Regions from separate parts of the Homo sapiens genome. Here all the other regions are linked to region 1. A link is a contact called in ENCODE Hi-C or POLR2A ChIA-PET data. All regions are on one chromosome and are shown on one strand. Each heading gives the region's core, a stretch centred on a gene start or an enhancer-like site at or near the end of the contact. The rest is flanking DNA. Distances are from core to core; before and after follow the strand shown.

Evidence for each region. A loop is a pair of places that touch in the nucleus more often than their neighbours do. ChIA-PET counts read pairs that join two places held with the same protein, here RNA polymerase II (POLR2A). Pooled maps may share reads with other maps.
Region 2: a map of CD8-positive, alpha-beta T cell shows a loop between it and region 1 (8-fold over the local background). The contact joins the promoter of IRF2BP2 here to the promoter of B3GALNT2 in region 1. A Hi-C loop is called at or near these places in 9 of 168 maps with a recorded cell type or tissue (CD8-positive, alpha-beta T cell, Caco-2, K562 and 5 more), 16 of 37 single-sample maps with no recorded cell type and 20 of 50 pooled maps. POLR2A ChIA-PET finds 5 or more read pairs at or near these places in 3 of 52 experiments (CD4-positive, alpha-beta T cell, CD4-positive, alpha-beta memory T cell and Panc1).
Region 3: a pooled map shows a loop between it and region 1 (5-fold over the local background). The contact joins the promoter of GPR137B here to the promoter of B3GALNT2 in region 1. A Hi-C loop is called at or near these places in 1 of 168 maps with a recorded cell type or tissue (OCI-LY7), 5 of 37 single-sample maps with no recorded cell type and 11 of 50 pooled maps.
Region 4: a pooled map shows a loop between it and region 1 (7-fold over the local background). The contact joins the enhancer-like site here to the promoter of B3GALNT2 in region 1. A Hi-C loop is called at or near these places in 2 of 168 maps with a recorded cell type or tissue (MCF 10A and PC-9), 1 of 37 single-sample maps with no recorded cell type and 7 of 50 pooled maps. POLR2A ChIA-PET finds 5 or more read pairs at or near these places in 1 of 52 experiments (activated CD4-positive, alpha-beta T cell).
Region 5: a map of heart left ventricle shows a loop between it and region 1 (7-fold over the local background). The contact joins the promoter of LNCATV here to the promoter of B3GALNT2 in region 1. A Hi-C loop is called at or near these places in 1 of 168 maps with a recorded cell type or tissue (heart left ventricle), 3 of 37 single-sample maps with no recorded cell type and 9 of 50 pooled maps. POLR2A ChIA-PET finds 5 or more read pairs at or near these places in 1 of 52 experiments (activated naive CD8-positive, alpha-beta T cell).
Region 6: a pooled map shows a loop between it and region 1 (4-fold over the local background). The contact joins the promoter of LINC03108 here to the promoter of B3GALNT2 in region 1. A Hi-C loop is called at or near these places in 2 of 37 single-sample maps with no recorded cell type and 7 of 50 pooled maps.

The regions. Positions count from the first base shown.
Region 1 is chr1:235,502,686-235,506,773 of GRCh38, forward strand. It overlaps B3GALNT2 (beta-1,3-N-acetylgalactosaminyltransferase 2), which reads right to left and starts at 1,767. Exons shown (of 12, transcript NM_152490.5): 1 at 1,456-1,767. The coding sequence starts at 1,567. RefSeq lists a silencer at 1,296-1,935 and enhancers at 1,869-2,545, 2,246-2,365.
Region 2 is chr1:234,608,928-234,613,015 of GRCh38, forward strand. IRF2BP2 (interferon regulatory factor 2 binding protein 2) reads right to left here and starts at 1,251. Exons shown (of 2, transcript NM_182972.3): 1 at 1-1,251. The coding sequence starts at 567. RefSeq lists silencers at 66-345, 586-665, 1,046-1,145, 1,206-1,395, 1,876-2,475 and enhancers at 726-1,423, 1,526-1,625, 3,776-3,835.
Region 3 is chr1:236,140,651-236,144,738 of GRCh38, forward strand. It overlaps GPR137B (G protein-coupled receptor 137B), which reads left to right and starts at 1,889. Exons shown (of 7, transcript NM_003272.4): 1 at 1,889-2,386. The coding sequence starts at 1,973. RefSeq lists silencers at 1,628-1,807, 1,878-2,147 and an enhancer at 2,113-2,616.
Region 4 is chr1:236,094,934-236,099,021 of GRCh38, forward strand. No RefSeq gene overlaps it. Among named protein-coding and RNA genes, the nearest start is that of NID1, 32 kb to the left of the region's middle. RefSeq lists enhancers at 1,671-2,870, 1,817-2,320, 2,296-2,590, 2,321-2,823. Within about 2 kb of position 2,432, at least 15 of the 41 ENCODE cell types and tissues checked have a DNase peak (open chromatin) inside an H3K27ac peak, as active enhancers do; they include PC-9, where a contact is called at or near this core.
Region 5 is chr1:234,961,633-234,965,720 of GRCh38, forward strand. LNCATV (lncRNA negative regulator of antiviral signaling) reads right to left here and starts at 2,367. Exons shown (of 4, transcript NR_125945.1): 1 at 2,135-2,367. RefSeq lists enhancers at 1,133-2,332, 1,646-1,945, 1,966-2,015.
Region 6 is chr1:234,978,598-234,982,685 of GRCh38, forward strand. It overlaps LINC03108 (long intergenic non-protein coding RNA 3108), which reads right to left and starts at 2,179. Exons shown (of 2, transcript NR_186308.1): 1 at 2,059-2,179; 2 at 1-1,746. RefSeq lists an enhancer at 938-1,441.

The DNA.
Region 1 (4,088 bases), core at 517-3,016:
AGTTTGAAGTCTACTAACATTTCAGTTTTTGTTTGTTTTACTGAACCCTAAACAACCATTAAGGCCATAAACAGACTTAATGACGCTCTACAAGGAGATTCCAGCAGGGCTCACTCATAACAAAAGAGAGAAACCTGTAACACACAAGCAGCTGTTACAAAGCATTTTTTATATATGGCGTTCTCTTCTTAGTTCACTTCACAAAAACCTAAAAAACACTGAGCAAAACCCTGACCCCATCAACTGGTTAAGTGCATAGCAACACTGTACTTTCATTAAATCACTTAAATAGTGTTTAATTCTATTCAGGTCACACAAATCCTTTTCAAAGAGCTAGTGATCTAATAGGAAAAGAGATTGTTACCAAAATAACCTCAACATAATTTCATATAACTGAGACTGTTTTGAGGATTGCCGAATACTTTCTACTTATAAGGCATAGAGTGCTGAACTGCAAACACTCAATTCTAATTTTAAGAACTTTTGGATTAGAAAACAGCTGTTTTGGGGAGAGATGGTAAGGGAAAAAAGTCCCAGTATAGTTACAAAATTAAGTATTACATAATATTTAAAAGAGCTTTCTAGGTTTCTTTCATGTTCTAGGGCAAGCCCTTAAAGAAGAAGACAAGAGATACAGGGAAAGCTAAAGTAGTGTTCAGGGTGGTGGAACCCACTAACAAAACAATCCGCTGGGCACCGTAAGTAAAGCATTCTATTAGGCTGTGACGCGAAACAAGAACAAAGGTTTCATTCCTACGAGAGATTAAGTTTTAGAGCAAATGGACACGATCGTTAAAGAATTTGATATTTCCATGTAAACTGCATTAGCAGGTTATGCGATCCAAACTCACAGGAACAACTCCAACTCTCGGCCATGCCCTATTTCATGTCTAGATTTGTTTAACCGACTTACATCATAATCCAAGAATACGAACTACAGTATATTCTTACAGCAAAGTTATTCCTTAAAAGCAAAACCGAGCCACCTTTGAAAACACGCACACACATTATCCACGGCACTAAAACCCCAGTCTTGACCGAGAAAGACCAACAACTTGGGGGGGAAGAAAACAACTTCAGAGCCAGAGCTCCCAAAGCAGAAAGCGCTGGCGGCTGAAGGGCACACGAGGTTCCGCTCCCGGGCGAACGGGCGGCGTCGGACATCACTAACCAGGCCTGGGGACAGGCGAAGGACTTGCAACTGCGGGCGCCGGCTCTGCGGGCGTTAAGGGAAACGGGGAAGTGAGAAGAGGCGGGGACACGAAAAGAGAAAAGCTCCCTCAAGTTTGCCCGATGTTAACGCTCCAAGGATGAAAAGAGCCGTTTGTTTCGTCTGGGGACCGTCGCGTTTGGCCCTTCCCCCGCCTCCAACAATTCCCGGCGAAGCCCCGCGGCACCAAGCCGGGCCTCCCACCCCCCCGGCGGCCGCCAACCCGCCCGGCCCCAGGACCTCACCTGCAGGGCCGGCCCCGGAGGCGCAGGCGGGCGGCGGGGAGCGCAGCCGCAGCCAGAGGTGCAGCGCGGCCCCGAGCACACACGGGCACAGCAGCACCAGCCAGTTTCGCATTGGCCGCCCCCGCCGCGAGCCGGGCTCTCCCGCGTCCCGGCGGAGAGGGAGGGGACCTGCAAGTGCGGAGACTGAGGGGCGGCGGCTGACGAGCGACCACTCCGAGCACGCCCGCCCTCGCGCTCGGCGACGTCTGGGGGGCTCCTCGCAGCTCCCGGCCCCGCTCCTCCGGTCCCTCAGACCGCGGGTGGCCGCGGCTTAGCCGGCCGAAGCCCCGCCCCCTCCGCCTGGCCTTCCCACCGGCTCCGCCCACCTTTTCTCCCACTCGCCCCGCCCTCTCCTCCCGCGTTTCCACACGCGCCAGCCAGCCGGCCGGGAGCTGAAGTCCCGCTCTGGGCCCAGGCAGGGGGCGCCCGCGGTTTAGAAACCACATTTCCCATGAGCCTAAGCACGCGCTTCCGTCACTCGGCGGCCGCGGGGGCGAAGGGCGAGGCCCCACACAGAGCATGCGCATCCCCCTTGACGTTTGCTGCCACCCCACGGCCCAGGGGAGGTAGTGCCGGAGACCCGGTGCTCGGAGGCTGCCCGGAGCCGCGAAGGGAAATGCGCTTTGCCTCAGATTTGAAGGAAATCCGAGTGGCTCTTGTGTGAAATCACGCAGAGCTCCTTTGTTCCGCGTGCTCTCTTGCTCGACTGCTGTGGGAGGTGGGATCCTGCTGACGTCTCCTTGGCCCGTAGAGTGGGGCGAGGAAGCCCGAGTGTCCGCGCCTGGAGCGGTGACTCATCAGGGATTAGCTCTGGTGCCGTGGGTTCCCGGCTCTTTGCCCGGTTCTGTGCTCTGGGAACGCAGGGTGACAGACAGCGAGCTGGGGACTAGGCTGTGGAACACGATGATGACGAGCCAATCAGGGTAGAACTGCACGTGCTCCGGGTTCATACTGGAGCTGGGAGCGAAACGGGAGCCGGGCGAGCTGGGAGAACGTGGGCTCCGGGGACCTGGGGAAGGGTGGCCGCAGCGAGCCTTCCAGGGAGAACGCCGGCCCCGCGTCTTGAGGCTTTGCCCCGGGTGGGAGCCCTCCTGGCCCACCAGGCCCGCGCCGAGGCAGCCGGAAAGCGGGGACGGGGCGGTGAAGGCACTGGGGTGAGGATGGGAGAGAAGGATGAGAACGAGCGGCTGGGCTATGGGGCGGTTTTTGTTTCTGCTTTTGTTTTTGAGACGGAGTCTCACTCTGTCACCCAAGCTGTAGTGCAATGGCGCGATCTCGGCTCGCTGCAACCTCCGCCTCCTGGGTTCAAGCGATTCTCCTGCCTCAGCCTCCTGAGTGGCTGGGATTACAGGCGCCCGCCACTGCGCCCAGCTAATTTTTGTATTTTTTTTGTAGAGACGAGGTTTCGCCATGTTGGCCAGGCTGGTCTCCAGCTCCTGACCTCAGGTGATCCGCCCGCCTCGGCCTCCCAAAATGCTTGGATTACAGGCGTGAGCCACCGCGCTCGGCCGCGGTTTTTTTTTTTTTTTTTTTAAGTTTCCACAAGTGTGGAAACAGAAGGTGACTGTATTATTGAAAAAAAGTCTTGGATGACAGAAGACCCAACTCAAACAGGCTTAAGGGAAAAAAGTACTTTGGCTCGCCGTGGCTCATGCGTGTAATCCCAGCACTTTGGGAGGCCGAGGTGGGCGGATCACTTGAGGGCAGGAGTTCGAGACTAGCCTGGGTAACATGGTGAAACCCTGTCTCTACTAAAAATACAAAAATTAGTCTGGCGTAGTGGTGGGCACCTGTAGTCCCAGCTACTCAGGAGGCTGAGGCAGGAGGATCGCTTGAACCCAGGAGGCGGAGGTTGCAGTGAGCCGAGATCGCGCCATTGCACTCCAGCCTGGGTGACAGAACGAGACTCTGTCTCAAAAACAAACAAACAAACAAAAAAAAAATAAAAAGAAAAGGCAAGAAAGTAATAATTGGTTGCCAGAAAAAGTATACTATTTTTATCCTCAGGAAAGGTAGTAAATGGCCTCTGTTGATATTGTAAAATTTTCATTTTGTGAATTAGAATGAGTTATCCTAAAAAGAGGACTAATCCCTCATTTCAGCAGAGCTAGTCATTCGACAAATACTTATTGAGTGTCTATTATGTACCAGACACTTTTGTAGGTACTTTAGATACACCAGTGAACAAAATAAAGATCCCTATCCTGTGTTGATGGGGAGTAGGGCGCAGACTATAGACATAATAAAGAAATATACTCAACCAGCATGTTAGAAGGTTATTCCTGCTCTGGAAAATATAACAATTAGGGCCGGGTAGGGGAATTGTGAGTGTGGGATTGAAATGACACAGATTGCAGTATCAACTAGCAGTATTTAAACAACTGTTCAAAGTTACAATGAGCACTAAAGGGAAGAATAAACATAAGTCATCCGAATATATTAAATAATCAAGGTGTTGTTTCACTTAACAACCTAGAGGGGAAGTTTTTCACTGGCTCTCTGACAAGCTTGTAACAAAAATAGTTTTGAATAACTTTGTAACATCCTTCAAATCACATCAGAGTGGGAGCTGTCTATAGTACTTGTTCATAGGA
Region 2 (4,088 bases), core at 1-2,500, 890 kb before region 1:
CACCAGGGTGGGCGGCACCGCGTGGCCGCGCCGCGGGTTCGGGCTCTGGCGATTCAGCTCGGGCGGCTCCTCTAGCTTGGAGAAGCCGTTGGGCACCAGGATGCCGTTCACGGGCGGCGGCTGCGGCGTCGGCGGCTGGGCCAGGCTCGCTGCCGGGCGGCTGCTGCCGAAGTCAGAGCCGAGGCGCGGGGGCCTCTCGGCCGCGGCCGCCAACGGGTAGCGCTCCAAGGCCTGCGGCGCGCGCGGGGCCGCCTCGGGGCCGCCGTGGCCAAGCTGCTGCTGCTGCTGCAAAAGGATGTCCTTGGCGGAGAGCGGCGGCGGCTTGGCGGCGGCCGAGGCCGCGGCGCCGGGTGGGGAGCGACCCTCCGGGAAGCAGCCGTGCGCCCGCTTGAGCTGCCGCGCCGTCTCGATGACGAACTCGACGCGGTCGGCGCCCTCGTAGTTGACGCAGCCGCGGCAGACGGGTTCGGTGAAGTCCCAGATCATGGCCCAGGGCATGCGGGGCAGGTCACACAGGTAGCACGACTGCCGCCGGGACGCGGCCGCCACCGCCACCGCCGCGGCCATGTCCGAGGAGCCCGCGACGCCGGAGGAGGAGGCGGAGGAGGAGGAGGGGGCGCCGCCGCCGCCCCCCACCGGCACCACGCGCGCCCTCCTCCCCCCCCAACCCCGCGTCTCCCCCACCAGCGGCGGCGGCGGCCGCAAAGGCGGCGGCGGCGGCGGCAAAGCCCGCGAAGGCTCGGCGCCCGCGCAGCGCCCCCGGTGCACGAGGGGCGGCGGGCGCGAGGTGAGGGGCTGCAGCCGCGGCAGCAGTTCCCCCCGGCCGGCCCGGGCACGGGCGGGCGGCGCGGCGCGGCGGGGCGGCGGGCGCGGCGGTGGGGGCTCGGCCGGAGCCGCGGCGGGCCTCCAGACCGGGGCGAAGACGGGCCGCGCGGGCGCGGGGGAGCGCAGCAGGTCGCGGCGGCGGCCGGCACGGAGTGCGGGGCGGGGGGCGGGGAGGCCGGGGGGGCAGGGGGCGGGGGGCGGCCGCCGGGGCAGGCTCAGCCCGAGCGGCGGGGCATGCCGCGCCGGGGTGGCGGCGGCCGGGCGGCGTGGAGCTCGGGCGCGGCGCGGGCCCCGGGTCGCTCCGCCGCTCTCTCACAGCTCCTGGCGTCGCCGCTCTCCAGCGCCAGCGTCAGCGGCCAGCCCGCCTCAGCTCCGCCGCCGCCACCGTCGCTGCTGCTGCTGCCGCCGCGACCGCTCCACTTCTACAGACTTGATTCTTCGACAGTCTCGCACGGCGCCTGCGCGGGCCCCCTCCCCTCGTGCGCGTGCCCGCCCTCCCGCGCGCGCGCTCCCCCTCCCCCCGCGCGCCGAAGGAGCGCTGCCGGGAGAGCCGGCTACGCGGCGCCCGCCCGCCCGCGGGGCAGCGCAGCAGCGCAGCGCCGGTGTTCCCTTCGGAACACCGCGCAAAGTGATCGAGTGCTTTTCCTCCACTTTCCCTCACTTCGCGCCCCACCCGGCTGTCCCGACCACCCTCAGGATGTTTTCCTCTGGTGTGCCTCTGGGCCAAATCGTGCTAAAAATCATTTTTTTTCTTTTATGCAAGGACACTTTGTCACTTGGTTTCCGTCAGTCTCCTGAGAATGGGGAATTTAGGTCTAGCGTGGTTCACAGTTCTGGTTTTTTAGGAGTTATACTTGAAAGCTCAATGTCGGACACATAGCATGAAATCCGTCACTGGTGCTTTGCATTTGTCTTGGAAAGGACATACGCCCCGCCTGTCCCTTTTACTAACTAGGGAGACTGTGAATATTCCCAAGCCCAGCACCACGTGCACACGCCGCCAGCTGGCTCGCGCGTTTTCCACGGAGCCCTCTGGAGGGGAGGGAGCGCGGTTCGGACTAGCCTCTCCCGAACACCAAGTGCCGCTCTTAGCCCCGTCCAGCCCGCCCTGTTCATCGGGGGCCTCGCCGCGCCAGTCGCCCCGGCTGCCTTATGTAGGTATGCGCGGCGGGCGCGTGACGTGGGCGCGGGGCCGTGGGCGGCCGCCGCCGCGAGTGCGCACGCTCCGCGCAGACGTGCCTCGGCGCCGCTGGCACTAGGGCCTCGTGGAACGAATGCACATTCCAGGGATCCGGGGTCTACGGCCAGCGCGGCCGCGTCACAGCGCAGGCTCCACCCCCTTCGGCGAGTCTGGGCGTCGAGGCGCCGCCCCCGGGCCCGAACTTGGACTCGAGGTGGCGGGAGGCGAGGGCGCGAGTGGGGGGGGGGGGGGTCCTGCTCGCCTCCGCGAGGTTCCCGAGGGCCGTGGGGGCGACCGGCTGGCTGGCTGGCCCGCCGTCCCGCAGGGCGGGCCGCCGACGGAGGCGGACTTTTGCCCTATATGCCACCCAGGCCGGGATGAGCCCGGCCTGCAGGTCTGCCACCGTTGGCAGCCTCAGACTCAGCCCAGACTGAATTGAATGTTTGAGTTTCGCACTTTTATCGGGAGGAGGAGCTAGTGTGTGTTATGGTAAATCACTTTGGGCTGGTCGTTAGTCTCCCTAATACACGTAGGCTTAGTCGCTCTTCAATTGGGACTTTTACACTTAAGCTCTTTAAGGGCGGCCTCTGGAGCTGCTTTTGTTGGGAACACAGGCCCACAACTCTCCCTTGAGACTGGAATGAGCTGGTTAAGTGTGGGAAGAACAGGGTACTAATTATATTATCTTTCCTACAACTGGATTGGTAGGTGGAGAGAAAAAAAAAATCATGCTGACGTTTCTCTCTAGTCGTTGCTATTGAAAATACCAGGTTGCTTCAAAGGATTAACCACAAGGAAGAGGAAAAACACCCTTAGAGAAACAGTGGAGGGAGCTGCTTAAAACACATGAAAAAACCTGTTCGAAAATGGCACAGAAAACGTAATGTCAGACCTAAATGTTTTTACAGGCTAACCTTGAATGTCTTTTGGGGATTTCCATAGAAGGTGCGCCTGTTTTAAAGGTCTCTGCATCTGTTCCTGGATCTTGCCCTGCAATTGCAATCCTGCCTCACCCTCTCCAAGCTGGGAGAATGGGGCCTGTCCAGATCCTTCCCGGGAGTAGCTGGTGCCAGCGGGTTTGGTCACTCCCAGGCCCTGCTGTTGCACACCGCTTTCAAGACCTGTCCCTTTGGTCACCCTCCTCAGAGACCCTGTGACACTCATTCCAGTACATGCCTTCACCCACTGCGTCACTGCCCAAAGGGGATGAAGTCCAGTCCTTGTGCTGCAGAGAAATGAACCAACTCATCGCCCCCAAGAGACGGCCCCACTAAGCATTGACTGAAACATACTAAAAGAAAACACAACTCACCATTAGAGTTGTGGCCTAATTATACTCATTTCTCTGCAAGCTGGTACTGTAATGGCCTCAAGGGGAGAGCCTGCCACTCCATCCTAAAATAGAATTAGAGATAGAAATTCTGCCACGATACTAAGATCTTTGCAAAACGGAGCTTTTCTTCTCCAAAGGAAGAGCATTTCCTTCTTATTTTACACTGCCAGTTTCATGTCGAAACTGAGTTGTTGTAACTTCCCTAATGAAATGCCCGATGGAAAATGGAAGGGCTATTTTAGTTCTGGGCTCGATCCGGAATCAAGGGGGTTAAGGCTGGATTCAGGGCAGCAATTCCTTATATTGTATCAGAAGTCTTTCATGCAGCCTGGCCTTTCATGTAGCTCTGAAGCAGCTTTATCGATGTATGCTAAGTAAACATAGCTTTGTTTTTGTCTTCCACCCACCGCTCCCTCCCGGCACAGACTGGAGTTGGATCCCATCCAAAGCGGCTGCTGCAGCAGTTACAGCCGCCTCCTCCACACACAGGAGCAGGGTTTCTAGGGTGAGGCAATGCGTCTGCAATTCGCAGAGACAAGGCAGGAATTGTAATTGTAGTTCATCATGTGATGACTTATGAAAGAGGAAGTTGGTATGTTTTAGTCACGTAGACTCTGCCCTCTTGCTTGAGGCACCAGGTCCTCTCAAAAGAGAATTATGATCATCTTTGCCACCCAGAGTCAAGGTTACCGGGTTGGCTGCAGTGTGCTCCTGCACATTCATATACGGACAGGCAGGCAGATGCTGGGC
Region 3 (4,088 bases), core at 639-3,138, 640 kb after region 1:
TTCTATCATAAGGACACATAAATAAGTGTGTTGCGGGGGAAACTAACAATCAGGCAAGGATATTAGGGAAGCACACAGGTGAAACACCTAGCCTAATCCTGAGAGTTTGGTGGGTGGAGAGTTCTGGAGAGGCTCTCTGCAGGAAGTTACACCCTCATGGATAGCTAGGAAGGACCAGCTGTTGGAGGAAAGGGCAGAATTTTCTTAGTCTAGGGGAGTCAGGAGGTGTTAACACTGCTTAACACCTTGGAAGAGATAAGGCAGGGAGGTAAGCTAGGGTAGGAGTTTAGACTCTAACCCCAGAACTATGAGGAGCAAGGGAAGGGCATTTAAGCACGGGAGTAAAGTGGCCAGGTGTTCTTTAGAGCGATCATTCCATCATTCCACTTGCGCTGTTCAGAACGGGGATTGAGGGGAACGAGATCAGAGGCGTGGAGCCCAATTCCGTATTTCCTCTTGAAATAGCGATAGGGAGAGAGGGAAAGGATAGAAAAACTGGAAAAGGAGCTCCACGCCAAAGGCACACTTGGCCCCAGTGAACCACCTGGAATACGCTGGGAGCGCTGTAACCACTAAGTAATTCTGAGCAAAAGCTAGGGTGGATTCTGGATATGCCAGGCCGTCTTTTGGAAAAAGAACACACAATTAGGCACGAAGTGGAGTAAGAAAAGAAATCACAATTACTGGAGCCTCGGAAATCCGAGTTTCTTCTGTTTACCAGAACCGCTTGCCCAGCAATGTTTCCAGAGGGCGCCCGGCTTTCCCTCTTTTCCCAGAGCACTCCCCAGCTCTCCCAAGACAAGGGTGGCGTGGTGCCCCGGGGCAAAGACTAAGTCGCTGTACAGCCTCGAGGAGCGAGCTGCTCAGCAAAAGCAAAAGAGAAGGGCTCTCGGGTGGCGGGGACAGACCCTCCTTCGGCATGGGTTGGATCGGACAAGGGGGGCCGTGTGCCGTCAGCTGCCCCACTTCTCTCTGAAGCCCAGTGGGCTCCATCCACTGACCCGCGGCCCGCGCGCCTCCCGGCACCGGCTACATCGCTGGGAGGTGAGGCGCTGGGAGCGCGTGAGGCTCTCCGGGAGAAAACAGCCCAGCTTGCATCCCAGAGGAGGCAGCAGCCGCAGGCACCGTCTATTTCCTCACTCAGTATACAAATTTGACCTCAAAAATACGAACCCTGTCTTTGGCATGTCTGCATTTAGAAATAAACATCATTCCAGACGCCGGCCAGTTCATAGCCACAGAGTCGTAAAGTTTTATTTTTAAAGGGGGGGACGGAAAGGACTTGTAAAGTTTTTTTTTTAAATTTGTTTTTAAATAAAGGAATTAACTTCTGCAAAACAAGCAATCAGCAGCAGAATGCGCGAGGCCACGAGTGCGATCCCCCGAGGCGCGGGGCGCGGCTGGGAAGTTTTGGGGGCGCGCGGCGCGGTGCCGGGACCGGGGAGGAGGCGCGCGGTTCTGGGGGCGCGCAGTGCGGGAGCGCGCGGCCCCGGGGATGGGGAAGGGGCCGGGGACGGGTAGCGCGCGGCCCCTGGGATGGGGAGGGGGCGGGAAGGGGGGAAGAGACGCGGGGCTCTGGGGGCCCGCAGTCTGGGAGCGCGCGGCCCCGGGGATGGGGAGGGGGCCGGGAGGAGGCGTGCGGCTCTGGGGGCGCGCACTGCGGGAGCGCGCGGTGGCGAGGATAGGGCGGGCCGGGGTTCGCGGGGCGAAGGCGCGCGGTGCCCGGGGGAGGGCGGGCCGGGGCGCGCGGGCCGGGGCGGGGGCGCGCGGGCCGGGGCGGGGGCGCGCGGGGCCGGTCGGCGCGCGGGGGCGGCGGGCGCGGCGCTGCCAATCGCAGACAAAGGCCGTCCCAGTGAATCATGTGGTGCCGGGGGAGGAAGTGCGGCTTGTTTTCTTTCCTCCAGTCTCGGGGCTGCAGGCTGAGCGCGATGCGCGGAGACCCCCGCGGGGGCGGCGGCGGCCGTGAGCCCCGATGAGGCCCGAGCGTCCCCGGCCGCGCGGCAGCGCCCCCGGCCCGATGGAGACCCCGCCGTGGGACCCAGCCCGCAACGACTCGCTGCCGCCCACGCTGACCCCGGCCGTGCCCCCCTACGTGAAGCTTGGCCTCACCGTCGTCTACACCGTGTTCTACGCGCTGCTCTTCGTGTTCATCTACGTGCAGCTCTGGCTGGTGCTGCGTTACCGCCACAAGCGGCTCAGCTACCAGAGCGTCTTCCTCTTTCTCTGCCTCTTCTGGGCCTCCCTGCGGACCGTCCTCTTCTCCTTCTACTTCAAAGACTTCGTGGCGGCCAATTCGCTCAGCCCCTTCGTCTTCTGGCTGCTCTACTGCTTCCCTGTGTGCCTGCAGTTTTTCACCCTCACGCTGATGAACTTGTACTTCACGCAGGTGAGTTTCAGAGAGGCTCCTGGAGGCGCTCACCTGGCGGGGTGGTCCCCGCGGGGCGCCCGAGGCAGGGGCGATGGCAGCCGCGGGGGCGGGTCCGGCCCTAGGGCTGAGAGTGTAGGGAGAAGGCGCCGGCTCTGGGGTCGTCCGAACCCTGTCCTGTTTGCGGGCATTTGTCATAGGAAACCCCCTGCCATTCCCAAAAGGGGCAAGGAGAAGGCAGGGGAGGGCTGGAGGCCGCCGCTCACTCGCTGCCCCTGGCTCCGCATCGTGCGGTGGATTCGGGGCGCTTCTCCGTGCGCAGCGCGAAGCAGCAGCGCCTGCACACGCCAGTTAGTACGGATGGAAGGTGTGCCCCCAAGGGAGGCCTGAACTCTAGAATTTGCCCTGCCTCCCCAGGCACCTAACTCCCGGCCTGGAAAGGTCTTCTGCACGTTGGCCTCCAGATTTGGGCCTGACACTGCTGTTTTGAGCGTTGGCAGGGTGAGACCATGTTGGTTTTGATGAGATGTTTTGAACCTCCGGCTTAGGAGCTCTACAGAACTGCGGCTTACTAACTCATTCCACCGGATTGCTAAACAGCAGGCTGGGGTAACACCCAGCTCCGAGCTGCTGCCGCTCATCAGAGTTACTGTCTGAGCTCATCTGAGAGGCCCCAAGAAAAGGCCATAAAAGCTGACTGGGGCTCTTTTACAGCCACACAAAAATCACTTTATGGGGCATATTATTAAATAAGCTAATGGGAGAGTATGTGAATTAACTTGGCTGCTGCTTTACTGCTGATGGTTGACTTAATGAAAGTGCAGTAATTGTTGAGCACTTTGCAAATACTTTGTATAGCGTTGCACAAAGGTTTAATAACGCGGTGCCGCCGTCATCATCGTCATCATCATCTCTGATTCCCATTAGCTTTCCAAGCACTAAGATGTCCATTTTCACTAGGACTCTGCCGAAGGGGAAGGCGTCAACGGTGTCACCTGGTGAGGGTAATTTCAGAACTGTCGGATGGGCAGAAACCCTGTGCAAGCAGGCATCTCATTCCTTTTAAGTGTCTTTTTTTTTTTTTTTGAGAAAAAGTCACTTATTTAAAAAAAGAAAGAGGCCGTATGCGGTGGCGCATGCCTGTCATCCCAGCATTGTGGAGGCGGAGGCGGGAGGATCGCTTGTGTCCCTGAGTTTGAGACCGGCCTGGGCAACATGGCGAAACTTCCTCTCTACAAAATGTACAAAAATTAGCTGGGTGTGGTAGTGCCCGCCTGTAGTTCCAGCTACTCAGGAGGCTGAGGTGGGAGGCGGAGCCCGGGAGGCGGAGGTTGCAGTGAGCAGAGATTGAACCACTGCACTCCAGCCTGGGTGACAGAGCTAGATCCTGTCTCAAAAAAACAAACGAACAAACAAACAAAAAAAACAAAGTAGGAAAAGGATTGCTCTGGTACAGTGGAAGCCACTGACTGAAAATATGGAAGAAGTACTTTTGGCTAAAAAATAGCATATGTGATATTTTGTAGATAGTATAATCTTTTAAAAATGGGTCTACACTCAGACTTCTTGTAAGTCCAGCGCATCAGCATATTTTCCGGTCGGAGAGTAATGCGTATTGCCTGTCCAAGTACAACCTTTAAACCTGCAAACCAGTTCAGGCAGTCGGCTGCATTGCACAGACACTTGGGTTTTGTAATTGAAATGAGGTGGTTCTAGCAAGATG
Region 4 (4,088 bases), core at 1,182-3,681, 590 kb after region 1:
ATGATGAATGATGTTGATTTCCTTAGCCATTTGTATATTTTCTTTGGTGAAATGTCTATTCAAATATTTCACCTCCTCCCCAACACTTAAAGTGTTTTAAATTTTTTAAAATTAGTTTGTTTGGCTTCTTATTACCGAGTTGTAATAGTTCTTCATGTATTCAGAGTGCAACTCCTTTAACAGATACATATTTTGCAAATATTTTCTCCCATTCTATGGCTTGCTTTTTTCTTTTCTTAACAGTGTACTTTTATTTTGAAACAAGGTCTCACCCTGTTGCCCAGGCAGGCTGGAGTGCAGTGGCATGATCATAGCTCACAGCAGCCTCAAATTCCTGGGCTCAAGCCATCCTCCCACCTCAGCCTCCCAAGGAGCTAGAACTACAGGCACATGCTATCTTGCCCAGCTATTTTTTTTCTGTAGAGATTGGGGTCTTGCTATACTGCCCAGGCTGGCTCGAACTCCTGGGCTCAAATGATCCTCCTGCCTCAGCCTCCCAAAGTGCTGGAATTACAGGCATGAGCCACTGTGCCCAGCCAACAGTGTACTTTGAAGAGCAAAAGTTTTAAATTTTGATGATGACCCATTTATTGATTGCTTTTTATGAATTGTGCTTTTAGAGTCATTTGTATTAACTACATTTTCTTATTTTTGATATTGTTGATGCTCTGACATCTGAGACCTTGCTGAGCCAAGAGGGGCTGCCCCTCCCAGGCGGGGTAAGCTAATTCCCAGAGATAGCAAAGGACATGCCTGCAAGCATGCCTTCCATATGCAAACCAATCAATCCAGAGCTCACACCCCCAGCCACTTCCCTTAGTGGGTTCCCACACTCTGGGCCACTATCTACCTGCCCTAGTCACCCCAGAACCTGGTACCAGACAACTAGGGACAGTCCCTGTGACCCAGAGCCACCAAATTGTTCAAACTGCCCAATACTAACCCTGACTAGCCTGCTTATATTGCATCATCTATTTCTTCCCATGAAAACCATGATAAAGGCTCCTGCCCCCAGGTCCCATCACCCCAGCCTGCTGTCTTACCTGAGTACTTCTCCCTGTGGCCCTGCATGGAGTGCCATGCCTCCTGTCTCTAGGGACTGAGTATAACAAAAACCTTTTCCTTTATACCAATTATTTTCATATCTGCATGTCTTACCATACCCAATTAAAACAAATCTCAAATACAATTAAAACTCACTTCTGAGAAATCTTTGCCTAACCCAACCTCGCAAAGATTTTCTACATGTTTTCTTCTAGAACAGAGGTCACCAAGCTACGGCCTGTGGGCCAGTGGCTTGTTTTTCTAAATAAGGTTTTACTGGATTATGGCCATACTCTTCATTTTTGTAATGTTTATGGCTGCTTTTGTGCTATGACAGAGTTAAGTAGTCATGACAGAGACCACATGGCCCATAAGCCTAAACATCTGCTACCTCGCCCTTTAAGAAAAAGTAAGATGACCTCTGTTTTAAAAATATTATAGTTTTAGTTCTTACATTTAGGTCTGAGACCCTTTCTGAGTTAAACATTTTTATGATGTGAAGTAAAAGTTAAGGATATTTTTGTGTATGAACATCCACTTCATCCACAAAGCAGCAATGTTTCTTTTTCAAAAAAGACCATCTTTCCATGTTGAATTATGTTGGTCGTCATCAAAAATTAATTGACCATGTAGCTGTTTCTCAACTTTTTATTCTGTTCCATTGATCTTCGTGTCTATTCTTCTACCAATACCACCCTGTCACGTCTATTGTATCTTTCTAGTAAATCTTAAAATTGGGTAACATAAGCTCTCCATTTCCAGTTTCTGGAAAAATTTGTGTAGAATTTGTTGTAAATAAATTTTTGGTGCTGCAAAAGAAATAGCACTCAAACATAAGTTTAATTTTCTCAGCAAGGCAATTTTACTTCTCTAGAAGGGTGCGACTCGCAGATGGAGCAATGGCCAGAGCACACCTGAACAAGGGAGGGGAAGGGGTTCTGATTCCTGACACAGGTAGCCCCTACTGATGCGTCGTTCCCGTATTGGCTAGGGTTGGACTGCACAGTCTAAGCTAATTCCGATTGGCTACTTTAAAGAGAGCAGGGGTATGAGCCAGAGTGGCGGGGTGAGTAGTTTGGTGGGAAGGGTGGTTACAGAACAGGTGACTCAGGATGATTCAGGTCAGAGCAGGTGACCAGGGGTGACTCAGAATGGAGCAGGTGGCCAGGGGTGACTCAGAATGGAGCAGGCGGCCAGGGGTGACTCAGAATGGAGCAGGCGGCCAGGGGTGACTCAGAATGGAGCAGGCGGCCAGGGGTGACTCAGAATGGAGCAGGCGGCCAGGGGTGACTCAGAATGGAGCAGGTGGCCAGGGGTGACTCAGAATGGAGCAGGTGGCCAGGGGTGACTCAGAATGGAGCAGGCGACCAGGGGTGACTCAGAATGGAGCAGGTGACCAGGGGTGACTCAGAATGGAGCAGGTGACCAGGGGAATAGACGTTAACTACTGATTAGAACTGTTGGAAAAGGTTGTTTAGTGAAACTAGGGCTGAGGAGAACGAGGAAGTTCAACTTTAAAATGGAGAACAAAGAACTGAACATACTGACATACTGATTCTTTGAAGAGAAATTTAGAACTCACTGTATTCAACAAATTATTATTTTTGCTTTTAAGTGTCTGTGGAATTCACCGGTGATCCACCTGCCTCAGCCTCCCAAAGTGCTGGGATTACAGGCGTGAGCCATTGTGCCCGGCCAAGAACAGCCTTCCATTTCTACCTTGCCTGTAGCCTCCCAAACCAAAATACGGGTCTCAACACCTGGTCCTTGATCTCCTTGACTCCCGTTGGACCCAAGAAGTATGGCTTCTCTCCCCTTTCCTCTGGTGGATGGCCCTGGACACAACCCACCTCACACTAACAGAGACAGAGGGGTGGTCCAAGGGAAGTGAGTGAGAAGTTACCTGCAGAAGAGGGAACTTTTGAGAGAAGGAACCAGGTAGCTGTGAGGCCCTTGAAAACAGAAGGCTGTCAAGGCAGATTTGAAGGGAGAATATATGTGAATTAGCAAGTGCAGGAGATAGAGAGAGCACTAACTATTAGAAAGAAATGAAAATAGGGCCAGGCGCGGTGGCTCACACTTGTAATCCCAGCACTTTGGGAGGCTGAGGCAAGTGTATCACTTGAGGTCAGGAGTTCGAGTCCAGCCTGGCCAACATGGCGAAACCTCCCCACCATGTCTACTAAAAATACAAAAATTAGCTGGGTGTGATGGTGTGCACATGTAATCCCAACTACTTGGGAGGCTGAGGCAGGAGAATCTCTTGAACCTGGGAGGCGGAGGCTGCAGTGAGTCAAGATTGTGCCACTGCACTCCAGCCTGGGCGAAAGAATGAGACTCCATCAGAAAGGAAGAAAGGAAGGGAAGGGGAAAAGAAGGGAAGGGAAGGGAAGGGAAGGGAAGGGAAGGAAGGAAAGGAAGGGAAGGAAGGAAGGGAAAGGAAGAAAGGAAGGGAAGGGAAAAGAAGGGAAGGGAAGGAAGGAAAGGAAGGGAAGGAAGGAAGGGAAGGGAAGGAAGGAAGGAAGGAAAGGAAGGGAAGGAAGGAAAGGAAGGGAAGGAGGGAAGGGAAGGAAGGAAGGAAGAAAGGAAGGAGAAACTAGGAATAGGGAGAGGATAAAGAAATTTTAGTTTTTGAAAAAGCTGTGTTAAGCTAATCAAGTCACATGAGATCATGCAGAGATGTGGCTACCATAGTATCTAAAGAAAAGGACTCTGAGGCAGGCAGCCTGCCTGGGTTCAAATCCTGCCTCCCCCACTTATTCACTGTGCAATCTTGGGCAAGTTACCTAACCTCTGCCTCAGTTTCCTCATTTGTGATGGTTGTTGTAAGGATCAAGTTATTGCACGTAAAGTACTTAAAACAACTCCTGGCCCATTAAGCACAAGAGACCTGTGTTTTGTTCTTGTACTATCTTCCTCTTCATCATTATGTACCTATAAATTAACTAACCTGGATGTTACTGGCATTTCAAGATTTCCTTGCACAGTGCTAAAAGTCACTGTTCAAATTGTGCTCACAATCTGTGCACTCTTATCAGAATATG
Region 5 (4,088 bases), core at 1,117-3,616, 540 kb before region 1:
CACTTTCCCTATCTTTCAGGTTTCTGCAATCTCAGCGCATGCTGCTTAAGAGGAAAAGAGCAGCAAAGCAGATGAAAAGCACTGCATCCTTAAGTGATTTACCTGTTCCCAAGCAGGCCTGCCTCACACCTGCCTCCCCCCAGTTCCCTGTCATTGACCCTCCCGCCACCATATCTGTGGCATCTGGTGTGCTGCACACACAGTATATGTGTGCAAGTGCATGGTATATACACATAGCACACATGCATACATGCTATAAACACATGCCCATATATAGGCTCAGTGCACAGGTACGCACAGTGCTCAGGTACACAGAGTACACACACCTGCTAGCCACATACACTCTCAGTGTACACACATGGTGCTCATGCACACATGGTAGTGCATGGTGAATCCACATAGCATCCATGCACACACACAGTACCCACACACACACGCGGTACATACACATGGCACCCCTGCACATACACAGTAGACATGCGTAACCCAGAAAGTGGTTCTTGCTCTCTCTGCAACCTTAAGACTTTGGCAGTTTTTGTTAACTCCCACACTTGGCAGGATTACATTTCCTTGTGGCCTCAATGACGTGATAGGGCAGATTTATTGGGCTTACAGAAAAAAAGAGAGAGGAGAGAGAGCGAGAGAGCGAACAGTAAACTCTGCTGTGCAGTCAACCTGGACCTTGGTTTTAAGTTGCACATCATCAGGGCCAAGAGAGAAGATTTGGCAACATGGGGTGGTTTGGTGAGAGTCGGCATGTTTCACTGGTAATCTGCTGGAGCACTAAAATATATACATCCAAAGGTTACCTTCTTTCAATTCACTGAAAAATAAAAGGAGCTTCAAGGCTGGACCAAATAACACACATAAATAACTCATGCATGCCTGCATGCATAGATGCAAACATACATACCCAAGATGTGTAGCAAACAAAACAGGCACAGTGCTTTCAGGAGAAACTTGGGTGTGGAAGTAAGTTCTACCTTTTTGCTCTATTTTCCTCCTGGAGGGAGAGAGGAAAAGCAGCTGCCTAAATGCTCAGTCAGCCCACAAGCTGTCATGCGTGACTATCTCCAGGGCAGACAGGAGAGCAGGAACCCCTTTCTGAAGCTGAGTTCTGATGCAGAATGTTTTCAGGGCTTAAGACAGCCCCCACACAGCTAGCCAACAGAACTTTCTGGGCTGCGGTCAGTTAGCTATGTCGCACAGGAATGGCATCTGCTTTCACTTATTTCAGAACTCAAGCATAAGTCCTGGGAGTATTTGACCAAAAGAGCCTCCCGCTTGGCGTGCGAGGGTTAGGTTTCCAGAAGATGTAGCACGTACCTGCGCTTTCAACTCCCAGAAGCCAAAGCTATGGAAAGATCTCAGCGTGTTTTTTTTTTAATTTTATTTTAAAATCATACCGTTTTAAAAGTTCTGCTTGTTATAAATCCAGCCTGAAAGCAGATGAATGAAACATAGACCCACACAAAAAAAATCTACAAGAATAGATCTTTTTTTTTTTTAACTTGGGGTTTTTGAGGAGGGATTTTAGAGGAGTGGCGGGGAAGCTACTCAGTCGAGATAAACTCCTTAAAAGCATGGGCAAAATTCCCTTTTCTGTGACCAGTTTTTTTAAAAATGACAAAGTCACACAAGAGAGGAAATGAAAAGGGAAATTTTTAGACTTCTCATCTGTGCTGAAAGCCCCGGGCTGTTTCAGAACCCGGTCAGGGTAACCGTCAGGCCTGCGGTCACCGCGCTGCAATCCCAGGAGGCCTTGCGTCAGCGGCCATTATATCAATAAGGAAGTACAATCACCAAACCACAAGCCGGCTTCTTTTCTAAGCCCACATGTTGCTTTAGAGGGTTTTCAAACAAGAGACTTTCCTGTTTTTGAAACCTGTGAATCCACAGGTCTTACAGGTTACTCAAATTATCTTATCACTTGCAGCATGAATTTCAAAACTGCTTACTCCAGCCTTCCCCTCCCCTGGAGGAACAGACGTCCATTTACAAACCAGAATCCTTATTTACAGTGTCCCGTTGCCAATTGCTGACACAGAAGGGGGAAAAAATACCAGTTATACATTAAGCTTTAAGGTTAAAGTATCTGTGCCAGACGCTGTCCAAACACCATCTATTCACTGACCTGAAGGCAGGATGACCACACCGGAGAAAATTCTACAGAAACAGTTTTGCGGTCACAGCAGTATTCCTTCACAGAGCCAGGCTATGTTTCCTGCAGATGCATACACATGCTTGCAAATGTACTGTAAGAAATCATCACAATTCACAGGAAACATATTTATCCTAAGATGTGTAGCAAATCTGTTGGAAATTTTTAAGCACAGCCAAAAGACATCCCAAACCACCTATGAGGTTGCTTCCCAGGTTGCTGGAAAAATCAACGTAGGATAGCATCGGTAGAGGACGCTACCGCGGCGCAGGTGAAAGATGTAAACAGTGCAATCTAAATCTTCAATGGGATGCAAGTCAGACTTATTTTTCTCTTGAGCAAATAAAAAGATTCAGATTAAAGAGTGCCTTATAGAACTGGTACAGAGTTCTACATAGAACTGATATAGAGTTCATCTAATAAGAGTGTCTTATAGATGAGATAAATCCATAAACAAACGTCTCTCTTTCCTGCTCAGCTCAGCAGCTTGAGAAAGATGTGCCACACCTAACAACTGCATTTGACAGCCATCTCCTGGTTTAACTTCTACCCTGGCCAGCGGCCACTTAGCGTTGCCCCAGCAATGCCTGCAGACTTCATCACGCGCTCCCTCGCTGGAAGCGTCCCTCCTAAGGCAGACCTGAAGTTCACAGAGGGCTTCTGGACAGTAGTTCACATTCTGTTTTCAATGGTGGCCTAATCAGACTGAGAATAAACAACAAGTGAACTTTATCCTGCAGCTACAACCAGTGAACTCTAAGCCCATTTCACAGAATGCACACAGCAATAATGGATCTAGCAGACACTTATCTAATCTCACACTTTCCGTCTTTTTGGGTTATAATCAACACTTAGCTCATCAACACACACACACACACACACACGCACATCTTCCAAAAAAGAACCTGCTCTCAGTTTAAGCACACTGAGATTTTATTTATCTTATTTTATTTGTCTGCATTCCAATAAACCTTCTAACATTGAAATGTTGAGACAGACACTCTAAAGTCAGGATGCTGTGATGTTTATGTTTGAGGGAGGGTTCTTTCAAAGTAGCCAAAATTGTCTCTCTTAGGAAATGTGAAGTGTGAATGAAGCCACACCAAAAAGTCTCAGAAGTAAATCTCTCAAAGATTATGACCAGCCTGTTGTGGAATAACGCAATATATCCTTAGAGGAAAATACAATAAAGTAAGAGAATTCCAGGCTTCCTACACAGGCCCAGTAGGTATTTTTTATCTTAATAACTCGTTGGTAAATGGCCTACTATGTCCATAGGAAAAGCATCCTCTTCTTCAACTGTGTTTTAAAAAGAATAACTTCTTCTTTCCTCCTTTGGAAAAGCCATTGCTCCAAAATTCACATAAAACAAATACAGACTGGTTTTCTGTTCCTTTCACTTTCTGTCCCTATCACTTTAGGCTGTGGTAACCAGGACTTCTAGGCCTAAATATGCTTGCCTGATTTTGCCTGAGTTTGCTGGAGAATTGCTCAACCACCCTCTCACTTTGGCTGTGTAGACCATAGCTCTTGCCCTCCCTCCAGGGGAGAGGCATTAACTAATGAAGAAAACAGTGACTCCCCTCTTCTGCCACCACTGACACTCCATACCCAGGCCTGTGCCACCAGGCCTGCTTCCAGGACTGTGGGCTGCCTGTTCCCTGCTATCCTGAGCCTTCCAGCTCCAGTGCCAACAAGGGCACTAGGTAATGGGTACTTCTGATGAAGGACACTGCATGAGATCTTCCCATCACTTAGAGAAGTGTTCCATTTGGGGTCATTACCAACCCTGTCTACTCAGACCAGCAAAGCATAGAGAAAAATAGGATGGATAGGCAAGTATAAGGCATCACCTTATATCTGTGTCTTAAAAAGCTCTTTATATTACAGAATTTCTTTATTTGGAACAACAAAATACTCTGAAGGG
Region 6 (4,088 bases), core at 929-3,428, 520 kb before region 1:
GTGGTGTTCTATGCCTGGGATAGTGTCACCCTGCCAAATGAGAGTGAAAGTCTCCACATCCTCCACGCCATCCCCTCAAAACACTCCCGGTGCCCGAAACTGTACCCCTAAGTAAGGAAGCCAAATTAGAGGAACAGAGAGGGAACATGCCCCTGAGCTTTCTCATCAGTGCATTCTTCCACGCACTGCAGATAATTCAGCTACGTCACTCAATTATGATTGTCTGTGCTGTGAGTGTTTACTTAATCAATCTTCAAAGAGCTTTCCAGATGGGTGTTTTGGTGACTAAATCAAGGTCAGAGTTCCTCCTGCAATCAAGCAGAGGCAGCAGGGGGCAGGCCCAGCTGACAGTCATCTGATCTCCGCAGCTGTGCACAAACTTTGAACCAGTCCAGTGTCTCTTTCAGGCTCCCCATGAACCCCAGTCCTTAGTCCACTCCTGAATTGCAACAACACACAACACAAATGCACACAGCGATGCCTCCCTTTCTTGGATGACTCTTTTATATCATGTTCCTGCACATTCTCCCTCCAGTCCAAACATAAGCAAGTTGCACAGCGTATCCATGAATCTTTCCTTTATTACAGAATCTGCACTCCAAAAGCACTGGCTTGGTATTTCCTCTGCCCCGGTAGGGATTTTTATGGGGTTTTTATTTGGTTTCATTTTTGCCATGCTTCTGAGAATGGTTCTTTTGTTCTTCCTTCACTCACCGCTTAGATCCTCCAAGGCATTCCACTCAGAAAATCACACGGCTGCTGCCCCCACTCCAAAAAAAGGGAGCTGAGAAAAACCCCCATTTTCCTATGGATTTTCAAGCCAAAAAACAATGGGCTCTGTGGACAGATGTCACCCCTCCCCCAGGCCATGCCCCTCACTGCCAGGCAGGGGAAGCAGAGGCGAAGGAGGAGGGCCCACTGCGCCCTAGGACTTGGGAATAGCTCTCAGCACCACGGTGGTGGGCTCCATTGTATGTCTTCCAGGACAGGGGCCCCTTCTTCTGGAAAGTACCCCCTCCCTAGCACAAATCAGAGTCCAGATGTGAGCAGGCATCAGTTCAGCTCTTCCCAAGCCGCAGTGTTTGAGCCAATGATGGTCACCTGGCCCCAGTGAAGGCCGTGAAGGCCCCTCTCTGTCCCTTTCTGGCAGTGAAGTCATGAGGTACAATAAGCAAAAGCTGCCATCGTGCACATTACCTGCCATAGAGAGGAAGCTTAGCAAAGAGATTTAGATCAGTATTCAGAGGAAGTTGAGGCGTGAGAAAAGAGAGAGCACGTGGCAGTGTTGGCTCCCAGTTGCAGGTGTCCAGGGTCACACAAAGCCCCCTTTTAAAAGCCCAGGCTGGTTTGACTTGCATTTCTCTCTCTAGAAGCTCTCAAGTCCTTGTTGAATATGGCAGTGACTGGATGCTGGCCATCCTACCTGAACTAGACCAGCCGAGCCTCTGCTCTGGCCAAGCAAATGGGAGGAGATGGAGGGAGAAAAGAGGAAATGGGAGAGACTGGGCCGGAAGAAGAACCCCTGTCCAAGGTGATGGAGGGCGTCGGAACACAGAACACCTGTAGCAGTTTTGCAGAGGGCTTCCAATTCTTTATCAAGCCTGCACCCGACTCTTAGGTTATACAGTCTTAGGCACAAGCAATTATCTGAATAATTGGAGTGTTTCTTAGAAGAGGTTTTAGGTGTCAGCAGCGATGTCTGTTCAGACGGCACACTAGTGACAGATCCTTGGAAAACTCCATGCTCTAGAAGAAAAAGCCAATCCTGACTTTTCACTTCGGAATGTCTCAGCTCCCCACCTGACCCTCTCCTATCGTATCATTGGCTAAATAGACAAAGGGACCACAAGAAAACTACCTCCTCCTTCAACTGCCTCCTCCATCAGTCTAGCGCCTGCCTAGGTGGAGCCCCTGAGAACTATGCTGCTCCCCCAAATGCAACTCCCACAAAGGAGGGAGCTCTTGAGGCAGGCACAGATCCAGGATTTGCCTCGGCTCTCTATGTCACTAGCCTCTCTCAGCTGAAACCACAGGAAGGCCTCAGGTCAGAAGGCTTACCCAATGTGAAGCAAGGTCATAGGGTCCAGCTGAGCCCCCTCACTCATCCAAAGGGGTCAAGGGAGGGCCAGCGGCTACAAGGGGTCAGAGCCTCAGGTTTGACTCCAAGTTCAAAGAATCTAGCTAAAGCCACACTGTGCCCCCTGGCACCACCCTCAGAAACAGATCCAATCCTGAGTCAGAGAGGAAGCAGACACTCACTGAATCACGCATCCACTTCCTCCTACCCACAGCCGCTCAGCCAAGACCAGCAGCCGCTTCCAAGGGACAAATTAGTGACTGACACTCGGAAAAGTTGATGCTGTAAAGGAGAGCAAGCAGGGCGCCACGCACGCGGTGTGAACCACCAGGACCGAGTTTACTGTGGCTCCCCACCCCCTGCATTTTTCAGAGTAAAACTGCACATTTTGTAACAGCCCCTATCCTGTCCTGCACTGACCTTGGCTGTGTTATTTTTCACTTCCCTGTTCAGAACACAGCCACACTTTCCAAATGCCATGAATCATCACCACCGAGCAACGGCCATTTAGCAAGGCAGGAAACCACTGCGCACCAGGCCTGGAAGGAGTAGCTCCCTGCAGTGGGCCTCTCCCACCCTGGCTGTTCGTCGTGGCAAGAGTCCACCACGGAGGCTGGCAGGGCAGAGTTGCCACCCCATGTTCTCAGTTTCTCCACCATCGTCCCTGGGGGCTTCCAGTTCCCCCTTGCACTAGGTCACAGGCAGCGTTAGCCATCTTCTGACTTTCCCGAAGCCTCTCTTGGTTGCATTGGCTGAAATGAAGCTGTCACCTTCCAATCTCGGAAGGGAGAGAAATTCTTGGTGACATTGGCTGAAGTGAAGCTGTCATCTTCCTATCCCAGAAAGGAAAGAAATGGGGAGACCCATTCGAGACCAAGGGAGGCCAGGCGCCATGGCTCACGCCTGTAATCCCAGCACTTACGGAGGCCGAGGCAGGCAGATCGCTTGAGTCCAGGAGTTCGAGACCAGCCTGGGCAACATGGTGAAACCCCGTCTCTACTAAAAATACAAAAATTACCCAGGCTTGGTGGTACATGCCTTTAGTCCCATTTACTTGTGGGGCCGAAGCAAGAAGATCCCTTGAGCCAGGGAGGTCAGGTAGATTAGATCAGGTGGATCTTGCACAGACATCAACAAGACATGGGACGTGCATTCTGCCTGCAAGTGGCCTTGCAGTTATAGGCAAATGTCATCCTGTCATCCTTTATGACCAGAGCCATGCAGGCTTCTAGATGCCATTCAACCAGTTCCTGAAAGTAGTCACCGGTGAGTCCATAAATCAATCAATCAACAAAATATTATTACCCTCAAATGGTTATCAAACTGTTCTGTGCTAGGCACCTGGCACCATGGCTCTCTGAATAACATATGTCTGCCTTCATGCCAGCCTTAGTTCCTCATGTAGTAATGATATCCTCATATGAAGTCATTATTTTTGCCTCTATTTAACCATAAACAGTACCATTCAAAAGTAAAATGATCTAGGAAAGGCAAATCAATACAACAATAAAACATCAGTTTTAACCTATCAGATTGGCCAAAACTTTAAATATTGTCAATGGCTAGTGTTGGCCAGAGAGTGTGGAAATGGGAACTCTCCTTATTATTGGTAGATGTTTAGTGTTATACATTTTCTGGGAGAAATTTGACCCTGTACATTAAAATTATTCATGAGTACTCTTTGTCTTCTTAATTTTAAAACTAGGAATTTATTCTCAGTTGAGCCACCAGAAAAAAATTGCACAGATAGTCATCACAGTGTGGCAAATAAATCTAAAAAATAAATAAAGCTGAAACAACCTAGAAGTGATTGAGTCAGTGACTTATAGTATGTTTAATCATATGCTATGCAACCATTAAACATAATGTTGGAAATCTACATCCAAAGCCATAGGAAGATATTCACATGGATCATTCTGATAGATAAAAAGTAGGAGCTGATACAACATTTGCAGCCCATTTATGTAAAAATGTTGTTGTGAGGGCGTATTCATAAAAGAGACACCTGGAG